2 separate regions of the Homo sapiens genome follow, and region 2 is linked to region 1. A link is an interaction called in ENCODE POLR2A ChIA-PET data of the cell type or tissue named here. Cell type or tissue: PC-3. All regions are shown on one strand. Each heading gives the region's core, and the rest is flanking DNA. Links, peaks and the distances in the headings are about the cores only. Region 1 overlaps CTDSPL2 (CTD small phosphatase like 2). Region 2 has its middle 26 kb from the start of GOLM2.

Region 1 (2,919 bases), core at 97-2,596:
TTCTAAACCATTGTTTAGTGATGGTCTCACTTGAACTGCTTGATTTGAGTAAGCTGCTCCATTAGTTGATGTAGTAGTACTGGTAGTGATCTCATCCACCTGTTCCATATCAAGTTGTTTTACTATTTCTTCAGCTTCCACAGCCTGTCCTGGAGAATCTGATCCTGACGTTCCTGAAATCATGATTCAGTGTACTATCATCATTTAAAAATGCACCTATTTAGAAAAACTAAATGCAGCATCACCGTACAATATATTTATTTAGACTGATCATTCCTGCAGGAACAAAGCTGAGTATATTGCTTTTAGAGAATCTTTGCTAGCTATTTCAAACAATGAAGAATAAAGACTTACAGGCTAGAGTAACATTTGTGAGCAAAGTTTCTGCATCCTAGTCATGTGTGCAATTGTAATTTTTCAACCAGAGGTATCAAAAAATTAGCTGTTCCCCTAATCATGAGAACCTTTTAATTAAAAGATATAAAAATAATTTCTCAGCAAAACTCCATCTCAATAACAAAGACTGGGCCAGGTGTGGTGACTCATGCCTGTAATCCCAGCACTTTGGGAGGCTGAGGCAAGCAGATTGCTTGAGCTCAGGAGTTCAAAACCAGCCTGGGCAACATGGCTGTCTCTACAAAGAATATAAAAACTAGCTGGGTGTGGTGGTGCACATCTGTGATCCCAGCTACTCATGAGGCTGAAGTGGGAGGATCGCTTGGGCCCAGAAGGAGGTCAAGGCTGCAGTGAACGGTGATCGTACTATTGCACTCCAGCCTGGGTGACAGAGCAAGACCCTGTCTCAATTAAAAAAGAAAAAATAATAATCCCAGGTCTTTCCATTTCCTTCTGGAATCTTCCAAATGTCATTTTAAACAAAAATAACAAAAAAAATTAACCTCCAATATTCTCAACTTCCTTACAGAACATTCCTTCTCCCTTGTTGCTTTAAGTTTAACCTCTTTCCTAAAAGGTTTTTCTGATACCCTTCCCTCAATGCTCTTTATTCTCCCATACCAATATACTAATTGAATCAGAATTCATTTATCTCCATTGCTACTATCCAATCGCTGGTTTTCCACTAATGTGCAAAAAAAGTCTGCTCTTTTGAGACTGATGTCACATGGCTATATAATTCTTCACTTATCCTCACTGCTGGCACCTACCATCTACTGCCAGAATCCTCTCAATCGCAAAGAAGTTTAATACATAGCTACTAGTTTACTGCTCTATTTAACACAGTATTTTTTCTAGTTGTTATTACAGATGATGTCAATGACTCATCCAATGACTAATCCTCAAAGTTCTTGCCCTCTTCAGCTCCAACCACCTTCACTCATACTGCTCTATATCAGTTACTACCATAGCTATAACCTGGACATTAACACTGAGAAACTTCACCTCTGAAGCCTAAAATTCTAATACTGTATTAACCACTTAGCACAACCTCCTAACCCTCAAATTATATATCTCATACTCCCATTATATGTGATCTTCAAACTTGATAAAGGCCAGTCTGTTTAATTCCAAACACGTCCCTCAAACACTTCTTCTCAACCCTCCTCATCTAGTTAGACTTCGTGGTGTATCACTTAAATACACTGTCAAACTGGCAGCCTCAGTATCCTTGATCCCTCATTCCTCCACTGTCATCCATCAAGAAATCCCTCTTGAATCAACGTAACCAACAGGCTTCTCAGACCCTAGTTGCAGGCTATGGAACAAAAAATACAATTACAAAGACTGGTCATAATCCAAATAAAACAGAGACACAGAGACAGGGAAAGGCAGGGGGAGGGGAGGAGGTAGGTGGGGGGGAGGGGGGAAGAGACAGATGTGGGAGTGGAGAGAGAGGTTGTGTGTGTATGGGGTGGGGAGAGAGAGACAGAGACACACACAAAGAAAATATCAATGTAAACCTTCACTATTCTTCCCAAGTCCCTTCCACTAGAACTATCATTAATGACACCATCTCTTCCTTCCAAGAAAACTCTATCAAACTTCAACTCCTTCTTCCCCAGACATCTATTTCTGTACACACCTTCAGAGATATACACACCTTCAGAGATTCTTTACTTCAGCATGAGGGGAAAATATTACTACTGGGGTTTGTTTTTTTTGTTTTGTTTTGTTTTTTGAGATGGAGTTTCACTCTTGTTGCCCAGGCTGGAGTGCAATGGTGCGATCTCAGCTCACTGCAACCTCGGCCTCCCAGGTTCAAGCAATTCTCCTGCCTCAGCCTCTTGAGTAGCTGGGATTACAGGTGGGTGTGCGCCACCATGCCCAGCTAAATTTTTTTGTATTTTTAGTAGAGATAGGTTTCTCCATGTTGGTCAGGCTGGTCTTGAACTCCTGACCTCAAGTGATCCGCCCATCTCGGCCTCCCAAAGTGCTCGGATTACAGGCGTTGAGCCACCGCGCCCAGCCTGAATATTTTTATTTAAATATTTCATGGCATCTCAAACTCAGCATGGTCCAAATTACACTCAATTATCTATCTCCCAGGAACTTTATTTTCCTTGAATCTTCTACTCTTGTGCCATCTTCATCTCTATTCTCTTTCACCTCCAATCTGCACCAAAAATGTGTCTATTTTCTATCCTCTGATCCTTCCTGTCTTCTCTAATACAATTAAGGTCTCATCAAGTCTCACACAAACGACTACAAGTCTACTAATTGTTCTACCTGCCTATGGCCTCTTCAGAATCTAGTCTACACACTACTGCCCAAGTGATCTTTATAAAACATAGATCTGATCGTATTATTCACCAGTTTAAAACCTTTCAGGCCGCTCTGCCTATGGAGGAGGAGCCATTCTTTATTCCTTTTTCTTTTTTTTTTTTTTTTGAGACGGAGTCTTGCTCTGTCACCCAGGCTGGAGTGCAGTGGCATGATCTCAGCTCACTGCAGCCTCCGCCT
Region 2 (2,919 bases), core at 127-2,626, 230 kb after region 1:
AATAATGCCTACAAAGTCAGCAAGTGTTAAGACAAAAATTGGGGGGGTGGTGGGGTTAAAACCAGGATGCAAACTAATTATTAGGTTCCCTAAGTGAAAATGTCAGTGCTCCAAGAAGCAGACATCAATTAGAATGCTTTTTCAACATAGTTTCCTTATTTTTCACTCAAGGTAACATTCAGTAATTACTGGATATTTCCTGCACTGGCTTATCAGCCATCTGCTCCTGGTAATCTTGCCCCTAGAATTTTGTCAAAGTTCCAACCAGAAACAGAGATTGACCCTGCCCGTCTCAGTAAGACCTGACCTGATTTCTGCTCCCTGCTCCCCAGGTTATCTGCCTTCTTCTCGTTTAATCAAGAAGATTGATAGGCTGGGCGTGGTGGCTCAAACCGGTAATCCCAGCATTTTGGGAGTCTGAGGCAGGCGAATTACTTGAGTTCACGAGTGAGACCAGACTGGGCAACATCTATTAAAAATACAAAAACTTAGCTGAGCGTGGTGGCAGGTGCCTGTAGTCTCACCTACTCGGGTGGCAGAGGTGGGAGGATCACTTGAACCGGGAGGCAGAGGTTGCAGTGAGCTGAGATCGTGCTGCTGCACTGCAGCCTGGGCAACACAGCCAGACCCTGTCTCCAGAAAAAAAAAAAAAGATTGATAGTGAAGACATCCAATTATAACTTTTTCTTTCTCATTTGGAGCGCTAAAAGGTAAGCATCTTCTCGTCTCCACTAGAAATATTATAAGGTGGTAAGCGTTTTTGTAATGTAGTATATTTGATATGCTCTTTCCTTTCCTCTGATATAATTTATATGCTTTATGTTGTGGAAAAAGAACAACTTAAGGTTGTTCTTAACCTAAACTTAATACGTTATTTTCGCAGTGACTGCTTAGCTCTGCAAGTGATGTTCAGGATGTTCACATATTCACAGGCATGTGGTCACAGACTCACCCTGCTATTCAACACCTACAGAGTTAATAGGTTTCCTTATACATGAATATTCATAGCAGCATTATTCGTAATAGCCAAAAGGTGGAAACAAATTAAATGTTTTCTAACTGAATATTTAACAAAATGTGGCATATCTATATACTGGAATATTATTTGGCAATAAAGAACAATGTGGTCTGGATTTCATATTATTAAAGTCAATGTTGGCCAGGTGCAGTGGCTCACGACTGTAATCCCAGCACTTTGGGAGGCCAAGGCAGGTGGATCACAAGGTCAGCAGTTCGAGACCAGCCTGGCCAACATAGTGAAACCCCGTATCTACTAAAAATACGAAAAAAAAAAAAATTAGCCGGGCATGGTGGCAGTCTCTTGTAATCCCAGCTACTTGGGAGGCTGAGGCAGGAGAGTCACTTGAACTTGGGAGGCAGAGATTGCAGTTAGCCGAGATCATGCCACTGCACTCCAGCCTGGGTGAGAGAGCAAGACTCCATCTCAAAATAAAATAAAGTCAATGTTAATAAGATTTTAAAAGTTATTTTTTTGGAATGTAAGCGCTTGGAAAACTTAAAGGCCAGAAATGATAACAGTAATGGGAAAGCTCCAGAGTGTGAAGTTAAAGGGCCATGAGAAGGGTTCAGGCTTGTTTTTGTTCATTTTGATCAACCAATCTGTTATTATTATTATTATCATTATTATTTGAGATGAAGTCTCGCTCTGTCTCCCAGACTGGAGTGCAGTGGTGCAATCTTGGCTGACTGCAACCTCCGCCTCCTGGATTCAAGCGATTCTGCTGCCTCAGCTTCCTGAGTAGCTGGGATTACAGGTGTGTGCAACCATGCCCAGCCAATTTTTATATTTTTAGTAGAGATGGGGTTTCATCATCTGGCAAGGCTGGTCTTGAACTCCTGACCTTGTGATCCACCCTCCTCGGCCTCCCAAAGTGCTGGGATTACAGGCATGACCCACTGTGTCTGGCCCCAATCTGTTATTTTTTTTATTATTATTTTTTGAGACGGAGTCTCGCTCTGTCGCCCAGGCTGGGGTGCAGTGGTGCGATCTCGGCTCACTGCAAGCTCTGCCTCCTGGGTTCACGCCACTCTCCTGCCTCAGCGTCCCAAGTAGCTGGGACCACAGGCGCTTGCTACCACGCCCGGCTAATATTTTGTATTTTTAGTAGAGATGGGATTTCACCGTGTTAGCCAGGATAGTCTCGATCTCCTGACCTCGTGATCCGCCCACCTCAGCCTCCCAAAGTGCTGGGATTATAGGCGTGAGCCACCGTGCCTGGCCCCCAATCTGTTATTTTTAAGCCACAATAACAAAAACGTCTTTATTGCTGCCATTACTGAAAAAAAGAACTTTATTATTTTTTCTTATATCTCAATTCTTCCCATTGAGACCATCAACTTTTAAATGCAATTTTTAAATAATGTGTGTTTTTTTTTTTTTTTTTTTTTGAGACAGAGTCTCACTCTGTCTTGCCCAGGCTGGAGTGCAGTAGTGTGATCTTGGCTCACTGCAAACTCTGCCACCCGAGTTCAAGTGATTCTCCTGCCTCAGCCTCCCTAGTAGCTGGGATTACAGGAACCTGCTACCGCACCTGGCTAATTTTTGTAGTTTTAGTAGAGACGGGGTTTCACCATCTTGGCCAGGCTGGTCTTGAACTCCTGACCTCGTGATCCGCCCACCTCAGCCTCCCAAAGTGCTGGGATTACAGGCATGAGCCACTGCGCCCAGCTGATAACGTGATGTTTTAAACCCAAGTTGTGCAAATAACACAACAGTGCCTTTATTTGCTGCTTATTGAATTCTACCTTGTAATACTTTATCTCTCAGATTGTAAGCTTATTGAAGACAGGAATCATACCATTCATCTTCATATTTCATTTCTCCCTTGGCTTCAGAAAAAGACTACCATGTCTAACACATAGGCACTGAATACCTTTTTTTTCTTCAGTGAAATTGAA

What was found. Peaks named below come from ENCODE experiments on the same cell type or tissue, not always from the same donor. Only the 100,000 strongest peaks of a DNase experiment are listed, where the experiment ranks them.
Region 2: POLR2A ChIA-PET joins it to region 1 with 6 read pairs; 3 of 35 experiments call an interaction of 5 or more read pairs at or near these places.

The regions. Positions count from the first base shown.
Region 1 is chr15:44,488,038-44,490,956 of GRCh38, reverse strand. It overlaps CTDSPL2 (CTD small phosphatase like 2), which reads right to left. Exons shown (of 13, transcript NM_016396.3): 5 at 1-173. Among named protein-coding and RNA genes, the nearest start is that of EIF3J-DT, 47 kb to the left of the region's middle. In PC-3, for the core only: no CTCF peak of the experiment used is centred there; DNase peaks (open chromatin) are centred at 146 and 1,306; H3K27ac peaks cover 1,268 bases.
Region 2 is chr15:44,261,684-44,264,602 of GRCh38, reverse strand. No RefSeq gene overlaps it. Among named protein-coding and RNA genes, the nearest start is that of GOLM2, 26 kb to the left of the region's middle. RefSeq lists a silencer at 2,482-2,687. In PC-3, for the core only: no CTCF peak of the experiment used is centred there; no DNase peak of the experiment used is centred there.